Linked DNA regions of Homo sapiens: region 2 is linked to region 1. The links are chromatin loops, found by intact Hi-C in ENCODE. Cell type or tissue: K562. All regions are shown on one strand. Links, peaks and the distances in the headings refer to the core of each region. The heading gives the core; the rest is flanking DNA. Region 1 has its middle 34 kb from the start of TMEM131L. Region 2 overlaps RNF175 (ring finger protein 175).

Evidence for each region. Peaks named below come from ENCODE experiments on the same cell type or tissue, not always from the same donor. Only the 100,000 strongest peaks of a DNase experiment are listed, where the experiment ranks them.
Region 2: a loop joins it to region 1, with 3 times the contacts of the local background. A loop is called at or near these places in 6 of 110 quality-filtered maps.

What each region holds. Positions count from the first base shown.
Region 1 is chr4:153,424,255-153,440,320 of GRCh38, forward strand. No RefSeq gene overlaps it. Among named protein-coding and RNA genes, the nearest start is that of TMEM131L, 34 kb to the right of the region's middle. RefSeq lists enhancers at 2,300-2,499, 8,905-9,094. In K562, for the core only: a CTCF peak has its summit at 8,991; a DNase peak (open chromatin) is centred at 8,997.
Region 2 is chr4:153,741,753-153,757,818 of GRCh38, forward strand. It overlaps RNF175 (ring finger protein 175), which reads right to left. Exons shown (of 9, transcript NM_173662.4): 2 at 9,686-9,723; 3 at 6,893-7,034. Among named protein-coding and RNA genes, the nearest start is that of RNF175, 10 kb to the right of the region's middle. RefSeq lists a silencer at 8,425-8,719. In K562, for the core only: a CTCF peak has its summit at 8,665 (motif pointing left); a DNase peak (open chromatin) is centred at 8,649; H3K27me3 peaks cover 1,614 bases.

The DNA of each region.
Region 1 (16,066 bases), core at 5,176-13,175:
TTAAACCAAAATTGATGAACATTTGGTGTGTTTTCAGTTTCATGGTATTTCAGACAATATTTTCAAGAACTTTTTTTTTCTTTTTTTTTTTTTTTTGATATGGTCTTGCTCTGTTGTCCAGGCTGAGGTGCAGTGACATGATCACAGCTCATGCCACCACACCTGGCTAATTTTTAAATTATTTGTGGAGATGGGGATCTCCCTATCTTGCCCAGGCCAGTCCTGAACTTCTGGGCTCAGGTGATCCTCCTACCTCAGCCTCCCAAAGAGCTGGGATTAGAGGCGTAAGCCACCTTGTCTGGCCTCAGAGAACATTTCTAAATATATCTGTTTGCACATTTGTGGGAAATCTAAGGATGAATTCCTTGACAAAAAAGAAGAAAAGAGTTCATATTCAGAAAGAATTGATCCTCGAAAAGGAATGTGAGATGTAAGATAGAGCTGAATTTTATAGAAAAGAAGAGGAAAGGTAATGGCTTTGAGGACTTCTAAAATTGCTTTTTCCAACGGGTTTCAGAAATGAACTCTTAAGTAAGTTTTTTATTAAAAAGATTTGTGGGTTGGGCACAGTGGCTCATGACTGTAATACCAGCACTTTGGGAAGCCGAGGTGGTCAGATACCTGAGGTCAGGAGTTTGAGATCAGCCTGGCCAACACAGCAAAACTCTATCTCTACTAAAAATACAAAAATTAGCCGGGCCTGGTAGTGCATGTCTGTACTCCCAGCTACTCCGGAGGCTGAGGCAGGAGAATCACTTGAACCCGGGAGGCAGAGGTTGCCGTGAGCTGAGATCGTGCCACTGCACTCCAGCCTTGGTATCAGAGCAAGACTCCTTAAAAAAAAAAAAAAAAAAAGATTTATATAAAATGAGCTGGGTATCTATTATAAAAAACATATTTATTGGCCAGGCGCGGTGGCTCATGCCTGTAATCCCAGCATTTTGGAAGGACGAGGCGAGCGGATCACAAGGTCAGGAGTTCGAGACCAGCCTGGCCAATATGGTGAAACCCTGTCTCTACTAAAAATACAAAAATTAGCCGGGTGTGGTGGCAGGCATCTATAGTCCCAGCTACTCCAGAGGCTGAGGCAGGAGAATCACTTGAACCTGGGAAGCGGAGGTTGCAGTGAGCCGAGATCACGCCACTGCACTCAAGCCTGGGCAACAGAGTGAGACTCCGTCTCAAAAAAAATAAATAAATAAAAAAATAAAATTTGTTAAAAATACTACCTTTTAGGGTCCTGTGCGGAGGATTACGCCTGTAATCCCAGCACTTTAGAAGGCCAAGGCAAGTGGATCGCTTGAGCCCAGGAGTTAAAGACCAGCCTGGGCAACAAAATGAGACCCTGTCTCTACAAAAAATTAAAAGGATTTATGTGGGTGTACTGGTGTGTGCCTGTAGTTCTAGCTACTCGGGAGGCAAGAGGATCATTTAAACCCAGGAGTATAATGCTGCAGTGAGCCATGATTATGCCACTGCACTCCTGAGTGACAGAATAAGACTCTGTCTCAAAAAAGAAAAAACAAAAACAGAAACAAAAAAAACCTGCCTTTTGGCCAGACGCAGTGGCTCATGCCTGTAATCCCAGCACTTCGGGAGGCTGAGACGGGCGGATCACAAGGTCAGGAGATTGAGACCATCCTGGCTAAAACGGTGAAACCCTGTCTCTACTAAAAATACAAAAAATTAGCCAGGTGTGGTGGCGGGTGCCTGTAGTCCCAGCTACTCGGGAGGCTGAGGCAGGAGAATGGTGTGAATCCAGGAGGCGGAGCTTGCAGTGAGCCGAGATCACGCTACTGCACTCCATCCTGGGCGACAGAGCGAGACTCTGTCTCAAAAAAAAAAAAAAAAAACCTGCCTTTTAGTTGGAATTAATTAATGCAGAAGAAAATTTCTAATGAATATTTATATGTCTTTAGGTTAAAAATTGGCTTTCTAGGCTGGGCGCAGTGGCTCACACCTGTAATTTCAGCACTTTGGTAACCCAAGGCTGGCAGATCACTTGAGCTCAGCAGTTCAAGACAAGCCTGGCCAACATGGTGAAACCCCATCTGTACAAAAAATACAAAAATTAGCTAGGCATGGTGGCCCATGCCTATAATAATCCCAGCCACTCAGGAGGCTGAAGTGGGAGGACCGCTTGAGCCTAGGAGGTCAAGGATGTAGTTAACAATGATCGCACCACTGTACTCCAGCCTGGGTGACAGAGCGAGACACTGTTTCATGAAAGAAAAAAAATTGGCTTTCTAAAGTTAAATCCCAAATGCTTTCTGGAAAACCTCTTTAGAATATAAGTTACCAGTTTGGAGGCTGAATCTGATGCAGAAAGGGTGAGCTGTTTTGCAAGCCTGAACTTGGAAGGCATCATGTTTCTCACAACATTTTGAAAAGTAACTATAGGAACTTTTAACTCATTTAAATTGAACAGATGTGCGGTTTTTTCTCTGTTCAGTTGTGGTTGTTGCTGTGTTTAAGTAAATGTACTTCTTGCTTGCATGTGTTTCCTGTGAGCTCTGGAAACTCACACCTGACTGAATTTAACTTGCTTAGATTTGATTTGATTCTTAGGTCAACTGGAACAATTATTTTGCCTTTAAGTACCCTAACAAAATGTTTATATGTACAAGGATCAAAAAGGCCTGTCTGTCTGTTTGTTACAGATAAAAATATAGTTTTTATAACGATGCTTACGTTAATAAGATCCAGAAAAATAACTTCTTTTTTGGAAAAGTGTCAATCTTTGATGTAACACAGCTTCAGGGAATAAAATTATTTTGCATAACCATAATTGAAAGTGCTATATCTTCAGCAGGAAGGTAGGATAAATAAATTTTTGTTTAGAACAAAATTTTTTAAAAAGACAGTATGGGCCAGGCACAGTGGCTCACACCTATAATCCCAGCACTCTGGGAGACTGAGGCAGGAGGAGCCTAGGAATGTGAGACCAGCCTGGCCAACATGGTGAAACCCAGTCTCTACTAAAAATATAAAAATTAGCCTGGTGTGGTGGTGTGCGCCTGTAGTCCCAGCTACTTGGGAGGCTGAGGTGGGAGGATCACCTTCTTTTCAAGGCCATCTGTCCCTTCAAAATATATTTAATTCCAACATACCACCTTACTCCTAAAGTGACCTTATTATAACATTGTTAACATTGCGATATAGTTGTCACTGCTTCTAAATATTCTGTTGAAATATGTGAAAAGTTAACTTTTTTTTTGAGACAGAGTCTTACTCTGTCATCCAGGCTGGAGTGCAGTGGCACGATCACACCTGCACCTTCTGGCCCCAGTATTTTCAACTTCCACTCTAAATTTTAAAAATCATTAGCATGCAAGTGTGCTTCCGTGAGCCCTCCATCAGGCATGCCCTCTATCTAAACCCATTTCTTCAAGGCACAGCTTAAGTCCAACCTCCTTGATGAGGCCTTCTGTGATAATTCCAGGTCACAGAAACCACCCTTCAGCTCTTACTCTGAACTAAATAACAATGTAAGGTATGTACATTCCTCTGGCACTGGTCATCTTCATAAAGTTACCCAAATGTTCATGTTTGGATGTCTTGTATCCACTACATTTCTAGCACCTTCCTCCTTGAATGGTCCACATAGAAGGCACTTAATATTTCTTGAATGAGTTAATCCAGTCCATTCATTGCGGGTGATGATTATTGCCTCAGTTAAAGCTGTTAACTGGGAAACTAAATAAGCTGTTGGAAATGTTCCTCAAATCTCTGGATTTGAGTATAGAATAAGTGGATTTGGAGTAAAGCCAGCTTGGGTTCCAGTTCTGGCTCTAACTATATAAAGTTAGGCAAGTTACTTAACATTCCTAAGCCTTCATTCATGTCCTTTTTTTTTTTCTTTTTGAGACAAGGTCTCATTCTGTTGCCCAGGCTGGAGTGCAGTGGTAAAATCACAGCTCACTGCAGTCTCGACTTCCCAGGCTCCAGCAATCCTCCCACCTCAGCCTCCTGAGTAGCTGGGACTACAGGCACATGACACCATGCCCGGCTAACTTTTGTATTTTTTCTTTGGAGATGGGATTTCACCACATTGCCCAGGCTGGTCTCAAACTCCTAGACTCAAGTGATCCTCCCGCCTCGGCCTCCCAAAGTGCTGGGATTACAGGCATGAGCCACCACGCCCAGCTCGTGTCCTCTTTCTTGAAGGCAGATAACAATTGGCCTCACAGACGTTGAGCATGCTTGGAGAATTAAGAGAAATAAGGTAGATACAGCAATTAACTCTGTGCTCTAGTATATAGAGTATGTGATCAATAGAAGGTAGTTACATCATTCTGAACATTTAGGGAGTTCCTACTAGAAAGAGATACATCCTCAATGTATAGTTGCGGAGGTTACTGGCACAGGCGCACAGCCCTGCAGGGCCCAGACTCCACCAGAGTTCACTTCCATCTCAGAGTCCTTACTTTTGCACTGGAAGAGCCTACTTTTCCCTGCCCACCCCACTACCACCTCCCAACCTGCCTCTGTACGTCTTTACTGGAAGTCAGGGCATTCTGCACACCTTCCAGGGCAAGGGAAGAGGAGTTACAGAAATTGCAATTGTAACTTAGAAGTTGGGAAATATTTTCTTATAAAAAAGTATCGTTATACATGGTGGTTATCTTTAGTAAAATTACTTAGGACTAAATAGGCTTCTTTGGCCATATCTGGAAATCTAAACCACCACGTCTAAAATTGTTTCTATGGGAAACTATGTTCTGAGTTCCTAGTAACTGACTTAGAAATGAACTATTGGAATGCATCTTATTTGGGGACAGTCTGTAGGTCAACATTCATAACTCATTGTCAGTGAAAAAGGAAATGACATTTGCTCTGCCATTACTGAAACATACTGCACATGTATTTCTGTAACTGTTCCTTGTGGACACCAAGTATCTAAAGTTATTTAAAACAGCAACATAACCCTATCAGATTTAATTGATATCTGCATGTTATTATATTTCAGCTACTAACTCCCCAGCATCTAAGATGTGCATATTAGGTGTCTTTTAGACATTTTTAGAATTTAATACTTTGAAGGAAGGCAGAAGGAGCCTTTTGCTTTTGCAGCGCTCCTCGTGTGTTATATAACTGCTGTGCTGCAGTGATGTTCTCCCTCCCCCTTTTCCTCCTCAGAGCTTCTCTGCCCATGTATGGTAACTGTTCCACAACAGTTTTTGGTACTGAAGTAAGCAAGTAGAATCCTTATTAGGATCCAAGCTTAAAAGTCAAACAGTTTTGGAGCTAAGAGTGAGAATCTTTCATGTGTAGAATCCTGCAGATACCCTATGGATCCACAAAATTAGGTTTAGGACAGTTATTCAAAGAGAAAGAAAAATGTATGAATTTTGATCTGTATGAGATTGGTGTCCTAGCAATAAACCAATCAGTTGCCCTGTTTTAAATTTCTCCTAAGTCCCAAGAAAGCATTTTTCTAACTCTTTTGTTTCCACTTTTGTGTGATTACCATGAAGAGAATCAGAAATGTCTTGCATTTCCTTTCTCTTCTCTTTTTTATGTCCTAGTGTATATGGACAAAAGCAACTTCCATGTACTCTTAGCTGTTTATTACAGGCTTACATTCAGTGCCCCAGTTACTCACCCTCTTTTTTTTTTTTTTTTGAGATGAAGTTTCGCTCTTGTTGCCCAGGCTGCAGTGCAATGGCGTGATCTCAGCTCACTGCAACCTCCACCTCCCCAGTTCAAGCAATTCTCCTGCCTCAGCCTCCCTAGTAGCTGGGATTACAGGCATGCACCACCATGCCCAGCTAATTTTGTATTTTTAGTAGAGACAGGGTTTCTCCATGTTGAAGCTGGTCTCGAACTCCTGACCTCAGGTGATCTGCCCACCTCGGCCTCCCAAAGTGCTGGGATTACAGGCGTGAGCCACTGTGCTTGGCCCACCCTCTCTTTTTAGATCAGTTTCTCTAAGAGAGAGAGAAGATAAAAAGCAGAATTAAGCAGAGCATTCATTCTTTTTCCACTCACTTGTCAAAGCCAGCTCTCAAGAAGGGTTGGATGTAAGCATTATTTAATATATTACTGTAAAGCTTAAGAAGAAATCTCTCCTGGAGTATTTGCCTTGTTCTAAGGGATAGTTGTAACTTTTTGAGAACTATGGAAATTAAACAAGCTGAAACTTTTTTTTTCTACAAAAGAGATTCTTGGAACACCAGAGCTTCTCCAGTCACTTTTGAAATGCCTACTTTATACCATTCACAAAGAGGAATGGCAAGGTCTGAGTCCGAAAGATAATCGGTCTTGGTGCAGAAACAGAAATCGAATTGGTAGTGCATGTCAATAAGCACTGTAATAAAGATTTTCAGAGGATACTGGGGAGGTCAGGAGAAAGACAGCAACTGTCCAGGGGCATCTTAATTTGCCTTGCAGAGGAAGAGATCCACCATCAGGGCTGAGCTTTAAGGGTACAGTGTTCACAAAGCATCACGTTCTCCATAAACGTGTATGATTATTATTTGTCAATTAAATTTTCTTTAAAAGGTAAAGTGTTTTCCTGTAGTAGGGTAGAAGAGTACAAGAAAGATCAGATATTCTATGAGGTGATAATTTGAGGATTCTTTCAGGAAGTAAGAGTGTGATGAATATTGGTACTTTCATTCATTCTTTCACTCAATGAGTATTTACTGGGCACTTAGTAGGTGTTGGAGGTTACAATGGTGATCAAATTCTCATGAAGATTGTGGCCTAGTTTGGAAGACATTGGACAAAAATCTATAAATAGCACTTGTAATATGTGCCCTGATGGGAAAAGCAGGGTGCTAGAACAGAGTTTAACTGAGGATTGGAGTGGCATGGGATCGGAGGAAGTTCAGAGAAGAAAATGACATTTAAACCGAGACCTAAAGCTTTATGGAGGCAGAGGGAACAGCATCTGTGAACATTTCCCATGGGAAAAACCTGACTTTGAAAGGACAGAAAAGTCAGAGCCCTGTGCACAGAAAAAGGAGTAGGTTGTAGGGAGATCCGGAGAATTAGACGCATCCTTCAAGGCTTGTAGGAACTGCCACAGATTTTGGACTTTGTACATAATGGGAAACCATTGAGTGGTTTAGGATCTGTATTTTTAAAATCACCCTGGGCTGGACGTAGTGGCTCACGCCTGTAATCCCAACACTTTGGGAGGCCAAGGTGGGCGGACCACTTGAGGCCAGGAGTTCAAAACCAGCCTGGCCAACATGGCGAAACCTTGTCTCTACTAAAAATACAAAAATCAGCTGGGTATGGTGGCATACGCCCATAATCCCAGCTACTCAGGAGGCTGATGCACGAGAATCACTTCAACCCGGGAAAGCAGAGGTTGCAGTGAGCCGAGATCGTGCTGCCGTACTCCAGTCTCGGTGACAAAGTGAGACTCCATGTCAAAAAGAAAAAATAAATAAATAAATAAATAATTAAGTCCAGCCGCCGTGGTTTACACCTGTAATCCCAGCACTTTGGGAGGCCAAGGCAGGCAGATCACAAGGTCAAGAGACTGAGACCATCCTGGCCAACATGATGAAACCCCGTCTCTACTAAAAATGCCAAAATTAGCTGGGCGTGGTAGCACGCGCCTGTAGTCCCAGCTACTTGAGAGGCTGAGGCAGGAGAATCACTTAAACCCAGGGGGCAGAGGTTGCAGTGAGCCAAGATCATGCCACTGCACTCCAGCCTGGGTGACAGAGCAAGACTGCGTCTCAAAAAAACAAAACAAAACAAAACACAGAAAATGCAAGCCAGGCATAGTGGTTCACACCTGTAATCCCAGCACTTTAGGAGGCTGAGGCAGGAGGATTGCTTGAGCCCAGGAGTTCGAGACCAGCCTTGGCAACATAATAAAACCCTGTCTTTACAAAAAAAAAAAAAAAAAATTAGCTGAGCATGGTAGCATGGGCTTGTAGTCCCAGCTACTGGGGGTGCTGAGGAAGGAGGGTCACTTGAGCCCAAGAGGTTGAGGCTGTGGTGACCAAGAACCTGTCTCGAACAAGCAAGCAAAAAAGAAAAACAAAGTGCAGAAATAAACTTTAGTGTAGCATGTCCAGGCAATTCTACACACTTTGGAATAGCGGGGTGTGAATGAATGAGGGTTAACCATGCCACCACCCTATAATGAAAAGATACAGGAGGGGTGGGTTTTCAGTCCAAGTCAGAGTCATTTAAACAGAGTCAACTGAGATGAGGCTTAGAAGCTCATGTAGGGGATAGGTTTGGAATTTTTTTTTTTTTTTTTTTGAGACAGAGTCTCACTGTATCACCTAGGCTGGAGTTCAGTGGTATGATGTTGACTCACTGCAACCTCCACTTCCTGGGTTCAGGCGATTCTCCTGCCTTGGCCTCCTGAGTAGCTGGTACTACAAGGGCATACCACTACACCTGGCTAATTTTGTATTTTTTGGTAGAGAAGGGGTTTTACATGTTGGCCAGGCTGGTCTCAAACTCCTGACCTTAGATGATCTGCATACCTCGGCCTCCCAAAGTGCTGGAATTTTTTTATGTTTTTATTTTTATTTATTTTTATTTTTTTGAGCCAGCATCTCACTCTTTCACCCAGGCTGGAATGCTGTGGCACTGGCATGGCTCACTGCAGCCTCCAACTCCTGGGCTCAAGGGATCCTTCCACCTCAGCCTCCCAAGTACATAGGACTACAGGCCAGCTGCACCATGCCTGGCTAATTAAAAAAAAAAAAATTATAGAGACAGAATCTCACTAGGTTGACCGGGCTGGTCTTGAACTCCTGGCCTCAAGCAATTCTCCTGACTCAGCCTCCTGGGTAGCTGGGATTACAGGTATGAGCCACAGGATTGGAATTTTTGACAGGAATTTTTGAAGGCCCTAATGAGGTTTTTGGCTTCAGAGGTAACTTACGCAATAAAGCTCTATTTCATTTTTACTTTTCGAAAAGCCACCGTTGAGGTGAAATGGGGACCCGTAGCTCCAGAGAAACAGCGGGAGGCACAACCTCCTCTGTGAAATTCCTCTGTGAGTAGCCAGAGAGCGCCAGAGAACTCTGGTGGTGGAGAGCAAATGAAAGCAGCCAGAAGGGAAACCGGAAATTCTCGCCCAAGGTCTGTGGTGTGAAAAAGTGCCAAGAATGACCAATGAGAACTGCAAATATGAAGAGTAATACTGAAAGTAGAGCATTGTGTTTGGTATAAAGACAGCCTGCCAATGCCTTTTTTGAAATGGAACTCAAGACATGAAGACAGCCAAGCATGGCGTGCCTGTAGTCCCAGCTACTTGGGAGGTTGAGGTAGGAGGACTGCTTGAGCCCAGGAGTTTGAGGCCACCTTGGGCAACACAGTGAGATCTTGCCTCTAAAAAATAAACAAATGAAAAATAAAGATGTGAAGGCAGAGAAAGTAGCAGTAGCAGGTAGACAAACCCAGGAGAGGTGTCGGGGAGAAATGAAAGGGAAATGACAGGGAAGGAAGAGGAGAAAGCATTACTCCCACGTGGGGATTTCTTATGGGAGGGGAAGTGAAAACCACAGAAATTGAAAGAGGAACTTGGGGACCAGAAGGCTTTATTTCCCAGTGTGCTCCCCAACACCCCTTCCCCAAAAGAAACCATCATGTTTGGGGAAAGGTACAAAGGAAATGTCCTATTTGTGCTTAGACTCTGATTTTGAGACTGGGTAAGTTGCCCTTTCCTTGATAGGGGATTGCCTAGGTTGAAACGGTAGGAGGGAGTGTTCCCAGAGTGGAATGCAGCCCGACTGTGTTCAGAAGAAGCATGAAGGTCCCATTCTACTTTGATACTAATACTTGAAAAAGGAGAAAAAATTACAAACTGCCGCTTTTTATGTGGTATTCATGAGGGAAGGAAAGGGGGTGGGAAAGCAGGAGGAAAGCACCATGTAAATCAAGTCTTCCAAGAACTTATTTTATCAAGCATTTAATCAGCTCTTGCTCAAGGCTAATCATAAAAATAAACTGCGCATTTTTACCTGCTGCAGGCAGCTTGCAAACTGCAGGTGTGTTTCAAGAAAGCCACTGTCAAGTCCCCAGTTGCAATTCAAAAGATATTAACTAAGAGCTAAACCAAATTATGGGTCTTACATTATGTTATAAGAACCAGACATAAATTACCACCCAGTTAAAATATCTAGAAATGAGCCAGCAAATGAACTGTCACCAGATGAAGGCCTACACTTTAAAAAAATGTTTTACTTTGTGGTTAAATATATATGAGTAAAATCTACCATTTTAACCATTTTTAAGTGTGCGGTTCAATGGCATCAAGTACATTCACATTGTGCAGCCATCCCACCATCCATCTCCACAACTATTTTCCTCTTCCCAAACTGAAACTCTGTACCCATTAACAATAACTCCCCATTCCCCCCTCTCCCCAGCCCGTGGCAACCACCATTCTACTTTCTGTCACATGAACTGACTACTGTAGGTACCTCGAATGATTGGAATCATACAGAATTTGGCCCTTGTGATTATTCAATAATGCATAATGTTCACCCATGATGTAGCAGGTGTCAGAATTTCCTTTTTTAGGCTGAATGCGCCTACACTTTTTAAAGGGAGACATGATATTAAAAATCATTTTCTAAAAAAATTGCATATCCACATCATTTTTTTAAAACTGCCACAGCACGGCCGGGCACGGTGGCTCACACCTGTAATCCCAGCACTTTGGGAGGCCGAGGCAGGCAGATCACGAGGTCAGGAGTTTGAGACCAGCCTAGCCAACATGGCGAAACCCCGTCTCTACTAAAAATACAAAAAAAAAAAAAAATCAGCTGGGCTTGGTGGCGGGCTCCTGTAATCCCAGCTACTTGGGAGGCTGAGGCAGGACAATCGCTTGAACCCAGGAAGGTGGAGGTTGCAGTGAGCCGAGATCGCGCCACTTGCACTCCAGCCTGTGTGACAAGAGCAAGACTCCATCTCAAAAAAACAAAACAAAACAAAAAAACTGCCACAGCATTGAATAGGCTTTTTAGCATTCATTAGGTTGCAAAAGGAGGCTGGAGCTGGGCTTCAAGGTAGCATTGTTCAAAGTCCTCTTACTTTCTAGGGTGGGATTTTTGTTGTTGTTGTTGTTGTTGTGTTTCCTTTTGTTTTGTTTTTTGAGAGGGAGTCTCACTCTTGTCGTCCAGGCTGGAGTGCAGTGGTGCGATCTCGGCTCACTGCAACCTCCTCCTCCCGGGTTCAAGCTTCTCCTGCCTCAGCCCCCTGAGTAGCTGGGATTACAAGCGCCCGCCACCACACTCGGCTAATTTTTGTACTTTTAGTAAAGACAGGGTTTCGCCATGTTGGCCAGGATGGTCTCGAACTCCTGACCTCAGGTGATCCGCCCACCTTGGCCTTCCAAAGTGCTGGGATTACAGGCGTGAGCCACCGCTCCCGGCCTGTTGTTTTTTAGAGAGGGCTCTCCCTGTGTCGCCCAGGCAAGAGTGCAGTGGCTATTCACAGGTGCAATCACGGCGCACGGCAGCCTGGAACTCCTGGCCTCAAGTGATCCTCCTGCGTCAGCCTCCAAAGTAGCTGAGACTACAGGTGTGTGCCACTGCACCCAGTTTAGGGTGAGTTATTCTTAATCTCACAGGCAAGAGACCAAATTTAGACACTTCCCTCAGTTAGTGGATGAAACTGAGCATTCAACTAAATCCTCTATCCCTTTGATCCCCGTTTCCCTCCCCTCTCCGAACCTTTACCCCCACAATGGTTTTCTGTTTGGAATACACGGTAACAAAACTAGGAGGAGGCATGCGTCTGTGCTTTCAAGTGGAATTTACCATTACAATAAAGTTATCACCATTGGAAGATATCAATTTGACATCCATGGCCTCGGGGCCTCCTCAGCCACCACAGGGTTTCTCCTCTCCATACACTGTTCTTATGAAATTCTGCTTTGCTTCCCCCAAAACTTCAGTAGTTTCTCATCAGCCCCGCAGTCACTGTAGCCAGGTCCCTGCCTAACATTTTATTTTATTTTGTTTTGTTTTATTTATTTATTTATTTATTTTTGAGACAGAGTCTAACTCTGTCGCCCAGGCTGGAGTGCAGTGGCGCGATCTTGGCTCACTGCAACCTCAGTCTGCTGGACTCAAGCAGTCCTCTCAAATGGAATTCTTTAGACAGGAATTCCTCTCCTGGACCCAAATTTTGAACACTTTTATTGTGTGTGTTGAACTGGGTTCTGGTCTTTAGAGAAAGAGAAACAGATTAATAACTTTCTTCCTCTCGGCTCTATCCTTAATCTCAAAAGTCTGTGACTTTTACTAAAATAACATTCTCCTCGCCATAATGGCGTCTTTTGACCTTATTCCCCCAAACCAAAATTTTCTCCCTCCCTCCCTTCCTTCTTTCTCTTTCTCTCTTTCTCTCTTTCCTTCTTTCGAGACAGAGTCCCACTCTGTCACTCAGACTGGAGTGCAGTGGTGCAATCTTGGTTCACTGCAACCTTCGCCTCCTGGGTTCAAGCAATTCTCCTGCCTCAGCCTCCTGAGTAGCTGCGACTACAGGTGCCCGCCACCACACCTGGCTAATTTTTGTATTTTTGGTAGAGATGGGGTTTCACGATATTGACCAGGCTAGTCTCGAACTGCTGACCTCAAGTGATCCTTCTGCCTCAGTCTCCCAAAGTGCTGGGAATACAGGCTTGGGCCATGGCGCTCGGCCACAAAATGTCCTTTTGCTGCAGGGCACCTGCTGTAATGGCAGCTGGGGAGGCTGCATGATCAGTCTCACCTTGGTTTTTAAATGATCAGCTGGCCCTGAAAATAGTTTCCAAAACTCATTGAGCTATGAAATTTCTGTTAAACACAGCAACCAGGCATCACCAAGATTTATCAATAACACAGTGGCCCATCTAGTAATGCCCAGAGCAGGAACCTAAGAAAATATCAGCATATACTTACAGCCAATACACAGATCTGTCTCCCATGGATATAACTCAGAAATTACAAAAGGGAAATAGTAGACACTATAGTTTTTAAGCCTTTTAATTTTTTTTTTTTTTTTTTTTTTTGAGATGGCATCTTGCTCTGCTGTTGCCCAGGCTGGAATGCAGTGGCTTGATCATAGCTCACTGCATCCTTGAACTCCTGGGCTCAAGGGATCCCTCCGACCTCAGCTTCCTGAGTAGCTGGGACTACAGGTGTGGGCCACTATGCCTGGCTAATTTATTTTTTATTTTTGTAGTGACAGGGTCTCATTTTGCTGCCCAGGCTGGTCTCGAACTCCTGGCTTCAAACAACCTTCCTGCCTTGGCCTCCCAAAGTACTGAGATTATAGGTGTGTGCTACCACACCCAGTTCCTTTTTAATTTTTAAAAGATTTTAGATTTTTTTTTTTGAGGCAATCCTTTCACATTTCTCACAACTCATCGTGAGTTGTTTTAATGTAAAGTTATTTTCCAGCAGATTGAAACAGTGAAGACCTCTGTATTCCAGGAGGGCAAGTGTTCTGCCTCTTCAAGATAGCTGAAGGAAAGGAAACTGTATAGCTCCCTGCAGTTTAAAAGTTAGTTGCGCACTGATTGCTTCATGAATAAAGCTGGAAGATCTAAGTTTGGGAGTGAAGGAAAGAGGATCTGCGGCCGGGCGCGGTGGCTCACGCCTGTAATCCCAGCACTTTGGGAGGCCGAGGCGGGCGGATCACAAGGTCAGAAGATCGAGACCACAGTGAAACCTCGTCTCTACTAAAAATACAAAAAAAAAAAAAAAAAAAAAAAAATTAGCCGGGCGCGGTGGTGGGCGCCTGTAGTCCCAGCTACTCGAGAGGCTGAGGCAGGAGAACGGCGTGAATACGGGAGACGGAGCTTGCAGTGAGCCGAGATCGCGCCACTGCACTGCAGCCTGGGCGACAGAGCGAGACTCCGTCTCAAAAAAAAAAAAAAAAAAGAAGATCTGAAAGAGAAAAATTGGAGAATACAGTCCCAGAGATTCATATTTCTAGACTCAGATCTCATGGACATTTTTGCCTGATGTGAAAAAACATTGTCCTGGCCAGGTGCAGTGGCTCACGCCTGTAATCCCAGCACTTTGGGAAGCTGAGGCGGGCAGATCACCTGAGATCGGGAGTTGGAGACCAGCCTGACCAACACGGAGAAATCCCATCACTACCAAAAATACAAAATTAGCCAGGCATGGTGGCGCATGCTTGTAATCCCAGCTACTCAGGAGGCTGAGGCAGGAGAACTGCTTGAACCCAGGAGGCAGAGGTTGTGGTGAGCCAAGATCACACCACTGCACTCCAGCCTGGGCAACAAGAGCAAAACTCCATCTCAAAAAAAAATACACTGTCCTGCCCAACCACACTCGCTGGTTTACTGCTCCCAAACCTTGAATAAAATTCTACAAGAAGATGGTGTATTGATGATCCATTCTATGCCTATCATTCTGCATCTGACTTCAAGTCTGTTTTATGACAGTTTCCATGTCTCCTTTAAAGAGCCCTTTGCTTTTGCAGGAAAATGAAAGATATTACCAGTCTTACAAAAGCATGTGGCTTCATATATTTTGAGTGCTATGAAATATTAATTTTTCTAAAACTGACATTATTTAGCAATTGGAAATGTGTTAGCTCTAACTTTCTTTTATGGGTACTTTTCTGTGGTTATAATATACAAAATTAAATTTACCACTTTGATCATTTTTAGGTGTATAGCTGTGCGGCATTAAGTACATTTTAGGGGCATTTTAAAATCTCTTCCTACTCTCAGTGCAGAGGTTCCTTCCTGCTTTCTCTATAAGTCATATCCAGCAGATAGTATTTAGGAACCCTTCATTTCTCAACTTTGTTTTGACAAAATTAGGAGTAATTCTATTACCTCTTTTTAAAAATCGGGATTCTAGGCCGGGAACAGTGGTGCACGCCTGTAATCCCAGCAATTTGGGAGGCCAAGGCAGTCAGATCCCTTGAGGCCAGGAATTCCAGATCAGCTTGGGCAACATGGTGAAACTCCACCTTTATTTTTTCAAAAAAGCGATTCTAAAGTGGAGTGGATGAAGGACTATGTCTTTCTTACTGGTTTATTGCTCGTCTGTGACTTTTTATTCACTAAAGATCCCTCTTAGGTAGATCTTAAACTTTCTCTCGCTCAGACTAAGTGATTTCAGTTTCATTATCTATTAATAGATACCTTTGCCCACACTTTAGTCGTGGAGTTCTCACAGTGGTTCTTCTCTGATACCTTGCCCAAGGTTATTTATATCCTGTTAATTTAAAAGTCTAGTAGTAGTGTCTGTAAACGCCGCTTAAAATAAAACTCACCAAGGGTTTGCCAGAATAGGTTTCTGGAGAAGAATCGCTGGTGTGAGCAGGAGCTCTGTCCCAGTGGGGCTGCTGAGTGTCACCCACTCCCCCACTGCGATTTTCTCACTGTCAGTCCCACCGCTTCCTGCCACTTGGTCTGGCTGGTCTTTTTTTTTTTTTTTTTTTTTGAGACAGGGTCTTGCTCTGCCACCCAGTGCCCAGGCTGCAGTACAGTGGCATGATCTCGGCTCACTACCTGGCTCAAGAAATCCTCCCACCTCAACCTCCTGAGCAGTTAAGACTACAGGCACATGCCACCATGCCTGGCTAATTTTTTTTTTTTTTTTTTTTTTTTTGTAGAGATGAGGTCTCACTATATTGCCCAGGCTAATCTAGAACTCTTGGGCTCAAGAAATCCTCCCGCCTCGGCCTCCCAAAGTGCTGGGATTCCAGGCATTAGCCACCGTGCCCAGGCTGGTCTCACCTTAAAAGCAACCGCCCAGATGAAGAAAAGCATTGCTTTCTTCAGTTCCTTATAGTTGAAACAGTATGACAGTAGGATAAACAATGGAGATGTTAAACTACGTTTTCCAGAGCAGACCTGATTTCAAATACCCTGAGCCATTGTCATACCTCATGTCAGGCAGTTGATTTGCTTATTCAGAAAACGTCCAAACTATCAATGGAGACTAAATGGAGGAGAAGTTACCCAAGCACCCCAAGAATAAGATGCGCCTCGAGACCATCTTAGTGCTCACTCGTGCCCCTCCCAACACGGTTCCTTTAACGTTGGTCCTTGATGAATATTTGTTGACTGAATAAATGAGTGGGGGATGGCCAGGTGCGGTGGCTC
Region 2 (16,066 bases), core at 4,899-12,898, 320 kb after region 1:
ATTTTAAATATTAGGAAACAAAGGCTCCTTGTGGTTAAATGAGTAGATAGAATCTTCCCACTTCTAAGCCAGTACTCTTTCCTTTCACCATCCTGCCACATTCGGTTGGTGCAAAAGTAATTGCTGTTTTTGCTATTAAAAGTAATGGGAAAAACCACAATCACTTTTGCACCAACCTACTATATCTCACAAAATCAGCCCAGGAAAATGTCCTCAGAAAAAGCATGAGACTGAATAGCTGGGCATGGTGGCTCACGCCTGTAATCCCAGCACCTTGGGAGGCCAGCCGAGGCAGGCGGATCACCTGAGGTCAGGAGTTTGAAACCAGCCTGGCCAACATAGTGAAACCCCGTCTCTACTAAAATAAAAAAATTAGCTAGGAGCAGTGTCAGGCACCTGTAATCCCAGCTACTCAGGAGGCTGAGGCAGGAGAATCTCTTGAACCTGGGAGGCAGAGGTTGCAGTGAGCCGAGATCATGCCACTGCACTCCACCTGGGTGACAGAGTGAGCTTCTGTTCCAAAAAAAAAAAAAAAAAAAAATTCAGGCAGAATAGAAGGGGGTGGCAAGGCAGTATAAGCAGATGTACTGCTTTGAAAAAAAACAATTCATTATCTCCTCATAGAGGATGTAAATCAATGGTTGAGCATTCTCTCTAGCTTTACAAAAGTGTCCAGAAAAGGATTCTTTTATTAGCAAACTGCTTTTACAGCATATGATTACGTTTGCACAAACGTTATAAACAAACAGTATCTATTGGATGCTTTCGGAGTCAACTAATAGTACTGAACACTTACTATGGATCAGCCACTGTACTAGAAATTCAGAGATATTTAATGAGCTTGTTCTTGATATGAGAGCAAATAACTAGTGAGGTTGGATTCTAGCCTCTCTGCAACTAATTAGTTATATGCCCTTGGCCAAGGTTTTTAATTTCTCTGAACTATATTTCACAAAGGGGATAAAAAATAATTACCTCTCAAGGTACCTGAGGTAATGTACAGAAAGCACTTATCATAGCTGTAATAATAATAGTAATTTATATATAGTAATTTTATGTATAATTATTATGAGTATTATAGTAATTATAATATATATTAATATGTTCCTAATATTGATAGAGGTTACAATATCAAGTCATGGAGATAAATTTCACTATGTAGCCCCTTGTAGAAAAGAGCCAGCAATGTTGTGAATCTTATAAACATGTTCAAAGCTCTCAATAGCTAGTCTTATACATGCCAAGAACAACAATTAAAAGCTAGCTTCTCTCTGGATGATAGGGCAATTTAGGTCAGCATTTATGGACACATGTCTGTCAAATTCCATCCCAAAGACTTTAAATTCAGTAGTGTATCAGGCCGTAGTTTTTTTTGATATTGTTCACCCAAGTATAAGAAAGCTGGAAACCAGTGTTAGAATAAGCTAGTGGTACTCTAGGAACAATTTCAAGCTCAAATGGTTGCAGACATCACCAAGAGTGGCTGAAATGGCTGTGCTCTGATGACCACTCTGGAGGTGAATCCCCAAGAAGGAATGCAAAGCATGGGGCAAAGTCAAGGCTGCAGCATGGGAAAGCCTGGCCTCTCATCTTGAGCCACAGATTGAGTAGCCCCTCAATAGAGACATGCAGGGGGATGGGGCTACTCAACCTGTTCCTTTGGGGCAATACCAATAATTAGATGGATTGATGTGCAAAGAAGTAGAATATATTCCAGAGACCAACAAAGTCTATGAGCTAACCCAGCAGAGTCTCAAGGCACCATGAGACCTGAATCTGTCCTTGACTATGGTGGGGGCAACTTTATGCAGGCTCCTGGCTTTGTCAAAGTGCTAGACAGGATCACCATGATCATTATCATCATGAGAGGCAGGATAACAGGCGCCTGGTCACCTCCAAGGTGATCCTTAGGACTACAGAGCCCCACTGGGTAGCCATAAAACATAGGAGCTGTGTGACAGAGGGACATAGACATAGCAAACTTAGAGAGCAAAAGTGGGGTGACTAAAGGAGTCAGGGGGAGGTGGCAGTCAAAAGCAAGTCCCTGGAGAGGCACTGCAGGTAGCACAGCTTGTGCAGTTAGCAACAGGAAACAACTCAGATGACTCCAGCTAACTAACAGAGGTCAGGGTCCAGGGTGTCCACCTAGTCCAGTGTAGCCTGAGTCATCTAAGGTCAGACCCTTCAAATGGCCACAAGTCCTTAAAGGGGATTCTGAGGCATAGGCAGGTCTGTCTTTGGCCAGGTAGAGCCAGTGTGTAAGTGCCACACTTACACTTACTGGTGCAGTGACACACACCCTCCAAGACCTGACACAAGAGCAGCTGCTTCAAATATAGGACAAGGATGGTCTTTGTGCATATGCCACCTCAAAAATCATCAAATCTGGCCAGGCGCAGTGGCTCATACCTGTAATCCCAGCACTTTGGGAGGCCAAGGCGGGTGGATCACCTGAGGTTAGGAGTTTCAGACCAGCCTGGCCAACATGGTGAAACCCCATCTCTACTAAAAAATACAAAATTAGCCGGGTGTGGTGGTGGGCGCCTGTAATCTCAGCTACTCGGGAGGCTGAGGCTGGAGAATCACTTGAACCCGGGAGGTGGAGGTTGCAGTGAGCCGAGATCGCGCCATTGCACTTCAGCCTGGGCAACAAGAGCAAAACTCCATCTCAAAGAAAAAAAAAAATCATCAAATGAAAATGTTGCAGGAGTGGTGCGACACAGTGCGAGTCAAGGGCTCCTGGAGCATTGTTTCCTTTCAAGGTCGGGGGCTTCCTATGCAAAATCCACACCTGTATTACTATGGAAAAAGAACATTTTTTTCTACATCAATTTAGAGATAATGATTAATTTTAAAGAAAGAATGCATAAGGCTATGAACTGATTCCTTATGAATCCAGGTTTCTTCCTACATGAGGACTCTAGAAATTTTATCTTAGATACTTTCATTTTGCAGATAAGGAAACCATAGTTAAGATATGTTTAAAGAACTTTTCTTTGATATGAGTGAAGAACTAGTGAGGTTTGATTCTAGTTTCATTCACTTAAAGACATTATCCAAGTGCAATATAAAGAGTGTTTATTATAATTGATAAGACAACGGTGACATGGCAGAAAATGGATACATTTGCTTTATAACAATAAAATGAGATTCCCCTTTCTAAAGAAAATGTTCAAAATTGCCTAAACTTAAATATAATACAGAACTCAAAAGAATTCCTTTAGACCCTGTACTATATAGGAAATAAATTCTATGACAGGTAATAGTAAAATAATATATTGGTCTAAGTCAACACTTCATATGTTGCAGGCAAGTTGAGTCCCTCAGGCTCTATAATGGCCATTCCAAGACCCAGAACCATGTAGTGTTAACTGAGGACCTTTTCCCTTTGCAACACTTCTCCATTTAGTCCATATTTGAATCTAAACCAGAGGATTTTAAAGTGTGGTTCCAGGACCGGCAGCTTCAACATTACCAGCACCATGAGGGAACTTGTTAGACATGCAAATTCTTGGGTCCCTATTGAATCGGAAACTCTATGGACAGGACCCGGGAACTTGATTTAACAAGCTCTCTAGATGATTCTGATGCACCCTGCTCTAACCATTGAGAAATACTACTCTAAACATTGTGATGGCAAGGTCTCAGGCCCAACAAGGCCCACAGTATGACTCTCTGGCTCTGGTGGTGAACATGCTTGAATGAGATTGGTCTGTGAAAACGAAATCTTGCTCCATGTTGCTGAAGTCAGTGCAGTGTGTGCATGAACACATTTCCATGGATATGCAAACCATTAATGCCAAGATAGTTTACTACTAATGAAACAACATTAGACAGTGTCTTAGTCCATTTTGTGCTGCTATACTAGAATATGACAGTTTGGGTAATTTACAATGAAAAGAAATTTATTTCTCACAGTTCTGGAGGCTCAGAAGTCCAAGATTGAATGGCTGGCATCTGGTGAGGGCCATCTTGCTGCATCATTTCATGGCATAAGACAAGAGGGCCAGAGAAAATGAGAGAGAGAAACTCATCCTTTTATAAGGAACCTACTCCTGCAATAAAGGCATTAGTCCATTCATGAAGGCAGAGCCCTCATGACCTAATTGCTTCTCATTAGGCCCCACCTCCCAACACTGTTGCATTGAGTATTATGTTTCCAACACATGAACTTTGGGGAACACTCTCAAACCACAGCATTCTGCTCTGGCTCCAAATTCATGTTTTTCTCACACATAAAATATATTCATTTCATCCCAATTGCCCCTAGGTCTTAACTTGTTCTGGTAAAAGTCCAGTGTCTCATCTAAATCAGGTATGGATGAGACTCAAGGCACAATTCATCCTGAGGCAAATTCCCTCTAGCTGTGAGCCTGTGAAATTAACAAGTTCTCTTCTTCCAAAATACAATGACAGGTCAGGCAGAGGATAGATATTCCCATTCCAAAAGGGAGAAATAGGCAAGAAGAAAGGAGTAGCAGGCCCCAAGCCAGTCTAAAACTTAACAAGGTAAACAATACTAAATCCTAAGACTTGAGGATACTCTTCTTTGACTCCATGTCCTACTTTCTGGGCATAGTGAGGTAGGGTTTGGAACCTTGAGGCCTCAGGAACAGCCTTGCCCCCCCATGGCTTTGCTAGGCTTAGCCCACACAACTCTCACAGGTTAGAATCTCATGTCCGTAGCTCTCCTAGGCTGGAGTTGCATGCTGCATGCCCATAGCTCTCCTAGGCTGGAGTTGCATGCTGCATGCCCATAGCTCTCCTAGGCTGGAGTTGCATGCTGCATGCCCATAGCTCTCCTAGGCTGGAGTTGCATGCTGCATGCCCATAGCTCTCCGAGGCTGGAGTTGCATGCTGCATGCCCATAGCTCTCCTAGGCTGGAGTTGCATGCTGGTAGTTGTGTAGTTCTGGGACTTGGGGGCATCCCCACCCCGAAGGGCTCCCCTAGGCCTAGTGAGGACTCTCTGCTATGGCTGTGACTCCACACTTCTGCTTGGCGTTGTCCTCCTAGGCACTCTCTGTGGCAGCTCTGCCCCAAGACAAGTTTTTGCTTAGGCCCTCTGGTTGTCTGCAACATCCTTTGAAATCTAAGTGGAGGCTGCCATGGCCTCACAGCATGTGCCTACAGAATTAGCACCACCAACGTTTATAGCTTGTACCTTCCAGAGCCACAGGTTGAGCTGCACCTGGGCTCCCTGGAGCCACAGCTGAAGCAGCCAAGGAGAACGATGCTGGAATTCAAGGAGCAGAGTCCTGAGGTGGCCCTGCTCACTGGTCCTGTGTAGGGTACAATGGGGAGTCACCCCAAACCATTCTACTCTCCTAGAGCTCTGGGCTTGTGATGGGAGGGGCATCCTTGAAGGTCACTGCAATGCCTTCAGGGTCATTTTCCTGTTGTCTTGATTACTTGCACCTGGCTTCCTTCTAGCTGTGTTAATCCCCTTTATCAAAGGGTCACTTGGCTGTACTGCAAGTCTTTTTATTCTTTACGTAGCCAGGCTGTGAGTTTTCCAAATTTTATATTGTTTCTCTTTTACTTATAAATTCCATCTTTAAATCATTTATCTCTTCTTTCATTTTACTATATGCAGTTAAAAGAAGCCATGCAGGTCCTTCAATATATTGCTTAGAAATTTCTTTCACCAGATATCCTGGTTCATTGCTCTTAACTCTGCCTTCCATAAAGCCCTCCAGCATGGACACAGTTAAGCCAAGTTCTTTGTGACTTTATAATGAGGATGGCCGTTACTCCAGCTTCCGATACCTTGTTCCTCATTTTCTGTCTAAGACCTCAGGATAATGGCTTCTATTGTTCATATTTCTACCAACATTCTGACCATGACCACTTAAGTGATCGCTAAAAAGTTTCAGCCTTTCTCTATAGTTCTTTTCTTCTTCTGAGCCCTCACCAGACTTGCCTTTAATACTCCATTACAGCAAGACCAGCTATTTCTAGCCTGTTCCTTCAAACTCTTCCAGCCTCTGCCCAATTACACAGTTCCAAAGCTGCTTCCCCATTTTCAGGCATTTGTTATAGTAACAGACCCACTTCTTCGTATCAATTTTCTTTCTTAGTCTGTTTTCTGCTGTTATAACAGAATACCACAGACTGGGTAATAAATAATAAACAGCAATGTATTGCCTCATGGTCTGGAGGCTAGAAAGTACAAGACAGAGGGATTTGCATCTTGCAAGGGCCTTCTTGCTGTGTCATCTCATGGCAGAAGGTGAGAGGGCAAGAGAGAATGAGAGAGAAAATGGGTCCACATTCATGTTTTTATAATAAACCCACTCCCACAATAATTAATGGCATTAATCCATTCACAAGGGCAGAGCCCTTATGGCCAAATCGCCTCTTATTAGGCCCCACCTCCCAGCACTGTTGCATTGGGGATTAAATCTCCAACACAAGAACTTTGGGGGATACATTCAAACCATAGCAGACACCCTAAACCATTTCTTTTGGCTATTCTAATCCTCCTTTTCCTGGACTGTTGGCAGAAGTTGTTCATGCATGAAGGGAAAACTGGTTTACTTAAACCAGGGTTTTTCAGTCTTGGCACCATTGACATTTTAGGCCAGATAATTTTTGTTGTGGGGAGCTGTTCTGCATTGGAGGATGTTTACCAGCATCCCTGGCCTCTATCCACCAGGTGCCAGTTGCAACTCCCCTCCCCCTTTTCACCCCCCACAAGTCTTGACAGTCAAAAATGTTTCCAGACATTGCCAAATGTCTCCTGGGAGTGAAATTGCACTTGGTTGAGAACCACTGACTTAAACCAAGGCAGTTCCTTCAAAGTGCTAACCAAGGGAGAACATGTCCTGGAAAAAAACAGTCAAGCTGATACAAGCTGGAGCAGGCTCCCAGCAGCCACGGGGATGACTCACATTGTAGGATCGGCCATGCCTCTGTCTCCACTGAACCAGCACTATCTGGGCAATGACCAGAACGCAGAGGAAGATCAAGATCATTTCCACGTGCATGGAATCGTGGCCCCGGTGCATCTTGTACATCCTCTCCTGCTGCAGGCTGGAACCAGCAAAATGAGGTCATCTGAAAAAGCCCTCAACCTTGCGCATTTAGCAAAAAAAACAAAAAACAAAAAACAAAAAAACAAAAAACAGGTTTGGCTTACAAAAAGCAACAGGGGATTTCAAATATAAGGGTTGGTAAGCTTTGATTGTAAAGTTTTTCTAAGTTTTTCTTGGTTTCTTCCCTTTCCCTAGATCTGGAGAAGGAGCAGCTGGGAGGAGGAGCCTGACTTTCTTAGCAAAACCAGTTCCTTTGCTTTCCCATGTGGTTGGCCTCAGCCTTGTCTTTTAAGTTAAGTGATGGGGCTAAAAAAAGTAATGAGCCCCAGGAAGACCTGGGGTCCAGTCCCTGATCTGCCACTTCATTGCCTCACAACCTTGGGGAAGTCATTTATCCTCTCTGAGCCTCAGTTTCCTCATTTGCAAATTTCAAATAACCATCCTTCTGTAACTGACAAGGTTGTTGTAAGACTATAAAGCACATGTTATTTTATTTGTGTCTATATAAGGAATAATTATTATTGAGCTGCATCATATGAAACTTCAATTTTTGAAAGTCAAAAACAGTCAAACGTTGGTAATTTTAAATCATTTGCTACTATTTCAAGTAAAAGGAAACCCTGCAGATGGTGCTTATGCCAGAGGAGAGAATATTATCCAGGGGGCAATGGAAAGCTTCTGAATGAGTTGTATAAATTGTTACAGGACTATAATAGAGAGAAAGAATAGGCTTAAGTATTATCTTAGACATGCACAGACATTCCCATGATGGCTGAATGTTCCCATTTTAGCTGGATGCTTAGTTTTGCACAATTGTAGAGAAAATCAACAAAATAGTTTGTCATCTCTTTTAACGTTCTGGGGTAGCCTCGATGAAAACCTAGAGCAGTCGTTCTTGACCTTGTCTGTAAGTTAGGAAACACTGGGAAGCTTTAAAAAAATCTTAACCCCCCATATCCAGATCAATTAGATGACCATTTCTGGGTGTTGGGGGCTGAATTTCACCCTCTCAAAATTCATACACTGATGTCCTAATCCCCTGTACTTCAACATGCCAACCAAAACCTGCCAGCACCTTAATCTTGGACTTTCAGCCTCCAGAACTGTGAGAAAATAAATTTCTGATTTTTAAGCCACCTATTCTGTGGTATTTTGTTATGGTATTCCTAGCAAATTAATACAGATTTGCAGAATGGGATGTGACATCAGGAATTTTTCAGGCATCCCATGTGATTTTAAGGGGCAGCCAAGATTGAGAACCACAAGCCTAGCAGAAGAGAAAGAGGCCCAGGGTCAAGATGAGTGAACATGGGGAAAAATCATGAATGCTGTCAGTTACTTTCTAAATACTGGTTATCATTATCTTTCATCCCTAGTGTGGCACCATCAGTCACAAAATCTCTTAAGTTTCCACTTACGTCTAGTTACAATATGCAGTTAGCTAATGTACCACCCAGAAAACACCACAGGGTAACAGTCTGTGCCGTGAGATAGTGACCTTTTAAAGGCACTTGATGGGTATGTGGGTTGGGTTCTCTCCCTCTGCCAGCATTTCTACAGCTACTCCAAAGAGCAGTGAATGCCTCAGAAAAGGGTCTCATCCAAATCCCAAGGGTGCCCCCTGCTGGAAAAGGTGTAGAAATCAGCCCACAGAGCCCAGTAAATACTGCTCAAGTTCAGTTTCTTTGAGAGGGATTCTCAGAATGTCAGTGCTGGAAGTTACCATAGATGGAATGAATCTCCCTCATTTATCAAATGACGAAGATGAAATCCATATCAGGTAAGCAACTTGAATAAAATTACGTGGCTCTTAGTCTCTCTATTGGAAGCTGAGCTCAGGAGACAGGAATGATTTCTAGAAGCTCATTTAAACAAACAAGCAAAAAAACAAACTTGTTCCCCTGAAGATATGGGAAGAAAAATGAAAAGAATACAAGTGCTTAGTTGTGGTTTATACAGCTCCAAATCTAAAATAGCTGTTTAATATTCTATATAATTAACAGACTTTGAACTTACGGCATATAGATAAAAGAGTGACTTCATCATCAGTCTAAAATAGGATTTGCATAGATATAAAATAAAATATGCTTTATGAGATTAATCTATTAATCTGTTATATGAGATTAATCTATAATAAAAATGCATCTCAAATTGGTTAGCCTATGTTGAAGTACTTTGAAAAGTATATATTGGTGTACAAATGTAGTAAGTATTTTCCTTTTTGAGTAGGAATATATCCAAAATTGACTCCTGTAATACAAAAAAGGAGGAGCTTTTCATTCTTATTTCACTTCATGTGGTGCTCACAGGGCCCAATGGCCCTACAGTATGCACCAGAACACAGGGGCAATGGTATAGGAACAAAACCAGTGTATCTTGTGCCTAAAATAAATAGTAACTTGACACAGCCATATTTTGAAGGATATATTAATCCACCTTTGTGGGACTGCATGATCTTTTTCTACAGATCATGCTGTAGAAAACAGATGAAATCCATGCATTTTGGTCTGTAGTATTTGTGTATCCTACCCCATCTTCTCTATCCTGGAAAATTTACAAATAAAATGATGACTTCATTCATTTTCTCAACTGTTAAGATAAAAATCTAATTTTTAGCAAAACAACTCTTAAAAAATACTAATTACTTACTTCCATGTGTCTTCTGCAGAAAGCTTTGTATGAGAGAGCTGAAAAACATAAAAAGGGCCCTTATCAAAAAATGTCCTTATTTTCTTGGTTTTTCTGTGAAAGCAATATATGGGAAACCCAGACCATGAAAAATAACAATGTCACATAGTATTTGAATAATTTGGGATAAAAGTCCTAGTAAAATAATTTGCTTACAGAACTAAAACAACACAAACAAAAAAAGAGTAATCAGGTCACTATTAATAAATATTTGATCCTGTTCCTGGATCAGAGAATCAGATGAGGCTCCATTTCTGTGGTTTTGTTTTGGCAAATCAGTCAAAGTTACAGAGAGTGGTCTCCCAATAGGCCATGCTACTCTGGCTTCTAGGATATGAAGTGTGAGTCTGAGCATCCCTAAAAACCATCTGTTTTGCTGGTATCTTAAATGATTGCAGTGAGTAAATATCTCCAATGTCAGTGAGTAAATATCATTTCCAAGTTCAAAGTTTCAGAGACAGAGCTGAGCAGAGGCTCCGTTGATTTGGAGCATTCTTGTACTCTCTTGTTAAGAAGGCATCATTACTGACCCCAGGGAAGGGAGTAATCTGGGCTTGTGCCCTTACAAATTGAGCTGGAAAGCACAGACATCGTCTCCAGAACCATGCTTTTTGGATGACCTGCAGAGTCCACCCATGGACTACCTTTTCTAGATTATTGCTAACCCACTACATTTGGTCATTTGAAACCTTTAAGGCCAATCATTGGAAAGACGTAATCGTGTAACTTTGGTGGAGAGCACAGAAGAGCATAGACAACCAATGTTTTTGCCCCCAAAGCAGAAGTTAGCAGAAAGGGACCTGTGGAACAAAGGAGGAGACTCATGCACCTTGACTACCTGAGGCTTGCTTCACTCCTGGAACTCAACACTTGAGCCCAGATGTTGTGACCTCCATTTGAATATTAGGGACCCACCTGGTGGGATCACCTGGGGGCAGGGAGCCATGGAGAAGTTGCCAGTATTACCCCCTGTGCCACCCACTTCTTTCCTGGCATCACCCAGAAAGGTCCTGGCATTGTGCAAATATTGCCTAAACTTATACTTTTCTATTTCATCCAAAGCCTTGTTCTCTCTTAAATGTGAGAAAGAAAACCTTAAAAGTACTAGAAGAAAACATGGGTAAACATGTTTATAATTCTGCAGTGGAAAAGGCATTTTTAAGTATAATGTAGAGCCCAGAAATTATAAAGTTAAAAAATGACAGATTTTGAGGACATTTAAAATAAAATACATTATAGTCCTCAATATTTGAAAGACAAATTGAACTGGGGAAAGCATAACATATGTGAGGGGCAAAAAACTAATAAGCATATGTAAAAAGGGTTTTTATAATTTAATCAAAAAGAGACAGTCCAAAAGGGCAAAGTACATGAATGAGAAATTCACGAATTGAGATATACAAATGACAAATAAATTTATGGAAAGGTGTTCAAACTCACTAGTAATAACTGTGTTTAAAAAAAAAGTAAAAATGAGGACTTCTATTGAAACACGGTAAATAAAAAAAGTGCACTTACCTCCTCTCCCTCCCCAAACACCACTAGAACAATAGCAAAAGGACATAAACCTCCAAGTCCAAGGAGAATGAGAGAGGAGTCCAGAGCAGCCAATTCTGAAACTGACCAGCAGATGGGCCAGCGGAAAGGGACACTGGGACACCACAGGGCAAAAGACACCGAAGCCCACCAGCATGCGGGCAGTGCAGAGCAGAATGTGTGTGCTAAGACCCTCAGGAGGGCTGTGGATTGCGGGCTCCTAGGGCGTCTAGAAGTGGGGGATGCAACCGGGGTTAGTAACAGAAGGTTCACTGAAAGTCAGTTTAAGGTTTGGTGGCCCCCACACTAGCAGAATACTAGTGGCTAAACCGGAGGCACAGGCCAAGAGGCACCAGGCATGTGGAGGGAGAGTAGAGGACACTGGCAGCCCTCATCTGAGTCTAGAGAGCCCTAGCACCATCCTCCCTGGCAGCATCACCTCTAGATCCGGCTGCAGGGGCCCTGCCTTGCTTTAGAGGACCCTGGACATCTCAAACCCTGAAACACAAAATAACTGTGTTTTTATCTTTTCTCTCTCTCTCTCTCTCTTTTTTTTTTTCCCGAGGTGGAGTCTTGCTTTTGTCGCCCAGGCTAGAGTGCAATGGTGCGATCTCAGCTCACTGCAACCTCTGCCTCCCGGGTTCAAGCGATTCTCCTGCCTTAGCCTCTTGAGTAGCTGGGACTACAGGCACTCGCCACCATGCCCAGCTAAATTTTTCTATTTTTAGTAGAGACGGGGTTTCGCCATGTTGGCCAGGCTGGTCTCCAACTCCTGACCTCAGGTGATCCGCCCACCTCGACCTCTCAAAGTGCTGGGATTACAGGCGTGAGCCACTGTGCCTGGTGTCTTTTCTGTCTCTTAAGAAAATATTTTGAGGCTGGGCGTGGTGGCTCACACCTGTAATCCCAGCACTTTGGGAGGCCGAGGCGGGCGTATCACGAGGTCAGGAGATAGAGACCATCCTGGCTAACATGGTGAAATCCCGTCTCTACTAAAAATACAAAAAATTAGCCTGGCGTGGTTGTAGGCGCCTGTAGTCCCAGCTACTCAGGAGGATGCGGTAGGAGAATGGTGTGAACCCGGGAGGTGGAACTTGCAGTGAGCTGAGATCGCGCCACTGCACTCCAGCCTGGGTGACAGAGCAAGACTCCGTCTCAAAAAAAAAAAAAAAATTATGAAAGTCTGGTAACTGATTGAGTGAGTAGACCTTGATTGGAGAGAGATGATGTAGGGCTGACACCCCAGGGGACTGGCAGGTTGGGGAGAAGAAAAAGAATAGCCTGTGCTCTGGGAAACTGGAGATAAAGTTTTGAAATTTGGCCATCCCAAACCATCTAAGTGGGATCTTGGCTGACCAGGCTCCTCAATTAACTGCAGTGAGGTAGTCTGGGAGCAGCTTGGAACTGCTTGGAAATCCCGAGTCTGAAAAGTGAGATGTGTGGTGGGAGATCCTATCTACCACAGCTTCCTTGGGAGTCAGTGGGGTCAGTCCACATCCCTGGTTTAGGCACCGTAGTGAGTTGAATTGTGTCCTCCCAAAAGATATGTTTGAGTCCTAACCCCCAGTACCTGTGAATGTGATCTTATCTGGCAATAGGGTATTTGCAGATGTAATTGAGGACCTCAGAATAAGACCATCTGGATTTGGGGCAGGTCCTAAATCCAATGCCTAGTGTCCTTGCAAGAGAAAGGAGCGGAAGATTTGACATCCAGAGACACAGACACAGAATAGCAAGGCAGAGTAGATGGCCGTGTGAAGACAGAAGCAGGAACCAGAGGGATGCAGCCACAAGCCAGGAACACCTGGAGTCACCAGAGACTGGAAGGGGCAAGTAAGAAGTCTCCCCTAGAGTCTTTGGAGGGAGCATGACCCTGTTGACACCTAGATTTTGAACTCCTGGCCTCCAGAACTGTGAGATAATACATTTTTTTGTTGTTATGGAGGACCTAGGAAACTAGTACAGGTACATTGAAACTTCCATCTTCCCTGTCCCAGCAGATCCTTGCTACCACTCAAGCCTGCAGCCAGCACTGCAGGTAGGGAGAATGTGGCTACACGGGCCACAAGTGGACCTGCAGGCAGGGCTGTAAGAGCAGATCAGTTGATGATACTTAGACACGTGGCACGAGGGCCTCCATTTGTGCTCTTGGCCTAGGCATGTTAGACATGGGCTTGCCCACTTGGCTGGCAGCCAGACATGCCCCTTACACAGGGAATGAATCAATTTAAGCCAAGAGAAAAGACCTATAGATGGACAGTCCTTGTTCTCCCTACAAAAAGGCCCAGCCAGGTCACCCTCCACTGAAGCCTGCCTGTCAACAGGCTTTCCCTGCTAGCAAGAGCTTAACAGTGCTGTACTGTCTCACCTCAGACACAAGTGAACAGTCAAAGATCACAAGACGTTTGAGACAGGAAAGAGTTCTGCACCCATAATGACAAGAACACTGCTTTAAAGAATATAGAAAAACAACCAAAAGCTCTTAGAAATTAAAAACAGGAAGACAGAAATAAAAACTCAAATGAAGAATCGAAGATAAATTGAAGAACTCAGAAAGAATTTAAAAAAAAAACCTCAAAGACATGGAAAACAGAAGAGAAAATATAAGAATATTAGTGAATTGGGCTAGGAAATCTCCTCACATCCCCCACCCCCGCAAAAAAAATGAGTTCTAGAACCAGAGAAGAAGATAACAGATGGCAGGAAGTTTAAAAGAAATTACACAAGAAAATTTCCAAGGACTGAAAGATACCTGTTTTAAAAATGAAATGCTCACCAAGTACCCAGCCCGATGGATGAAAAAGACCCATATTTTTATATATCTACATAAAAGAATCTGTAAGATCTACAAAATGATAACACAGATTCATATTTACTGACATAGAAATATTTTCATGACATATTCTGAACAGAAAAAGCATGCTTCAAAGCAGTTGTGTATAATCTGAGCCTATTTATGTAAATGTATAGTTACATAAAGAGACATCTGTAATAAAAAAGCCCAGAAGAGTGGCTCCCAAGACATTAACAGGAATGCTCCATGGGTGGTGATACATCCTGGGCATTTACTTTCTTTTTTATACTTCTTTACATTAAGTGTATTCTACATGAACATATGTCACTGAAAAGAACAATACAAAAGTAAGCTTGCCTCTGTCCTCTTTTTTATCCCTTTCCTTGTCTGATCAGTAGCCATGTCCTTTTTATCCCTGTTCCAGCACCACATTTCTATCAATCTCTTATATCTTTCTTTTGGCTAGCTAAATTTGTGTGAGCTCCAGATGCTTCTGAATGCCTCCTACATAGCCCCACTTGGGACTCTCTCTCTCAGATATGTGAATTAACCTGCCCTAAAGTGAACATACTTGTTTCCCCCCAAGCTGCTCCCACTTCAGTGTCCTCCATCCCCCATCTCAGTTAATAGCATCCTGTCCTATCTATCCAATTGCTCAAAGCAGAAAAGCCTGGGGCATCATCCTTGCCCCTAACCAACCCTGTACCTCCAACCCACTACTCTCCTGTTGACCCTACCTATAAATGCCTCACAAACATGCCCCCTTCTCTCCACCCCTATGGCTTCTATGCCATTCATTTTGTCATTCATTCAGCAAATATGGAGTGGTGCCTCCCATGTGCCAGCCACTGGGTTAAGAGCTGGCATTCAAGGGTTAGAAAGACAAACAAGGTGTCTGTTCTCATGAATAGGACCTTGTGTTCTAGAGGAAATGATGCACAATAAACAAGCAAACAAAACAACTGCCTAATGAAGTAAATTATATGAAGAAAATAAAATGTGTGATAAAGAATTACCAGCAGAGGGCAAGGGCTGTCACTCTTTAGATAGGGTGGCTAGGGGAAGATGAGATGGAGGCCAGCATGCAGGGTGTCCCCCTCCTCTGAGGCCCTTGCCTTCGCTCTCTTCCCTCTTCAAACAGTAAGAGTGTTCCCATTAAAGGTAGACTGATCCTATTGTCTTCCTGCCTGAAATCCAACATGGCTCACAAGGCCTTGTATCCCATTTCAGCCTCCCCTCTCTCCACTGCCCCTGCACACCCTCTGCTCCAGCCAAGCAGAGCTTTCCTGTCCCTGAATGCTCTCCCTCCACTCCCAGCCTCCATGCTGGGTTGCCTCATTTCTGCTCACCCTTGGATCCCACTTACTCCAGGACACCCTTTCGGTGAGGCCCCTACCAGGATATATACTGACCTTGAACATTGTTACCAGACTGCATTGTTGATGACTTATTTACTTACCTGAATCTGTAGGTGGCCAGCGCTGGCCTCATCCCCCCACTGAATCCTCATGTCTGGTGCATGGCACACTCAATGTGTTTGGAGACTGCCACCCCGATTGGCTTTCATTATCTCTCACCTGAACTGCTGCCTCCAAACTGATTTTGTCACTTTCAACTCTTCCCTCACAAAACCCACCTGTTAGAAAAATCTTTCTAAACCAAGTAGCAAAGCCAGAACAATGAACTCAGAAACTAGTGATGACCCTGGACCACATGTGAGTGCCAGGTAGGAATGTTAGGTTTAGAGGGCTGTATTCATTGGTAAGGAATTCATGTCACAAGGCAAGGCTGCATGCCTGTGGGTGGAGAGGAGGGGCTGTGTATGGCCTGCCCCCAGGCAGAGAGCAGTTTTGGGGAAGTGGTGGGTCCTCTCAGCTCTCAGGAGAAATCCGAGCCTGGAAAGCAAGCCTTAGACAAGCAGAAGAGGGAACTCCTAAACCCATGGTCTCTGCTCTCACACTCCAAATTTTAGGAGTTTCAAACATACCTAACCAGTTGCAGGCTCAAAAGAC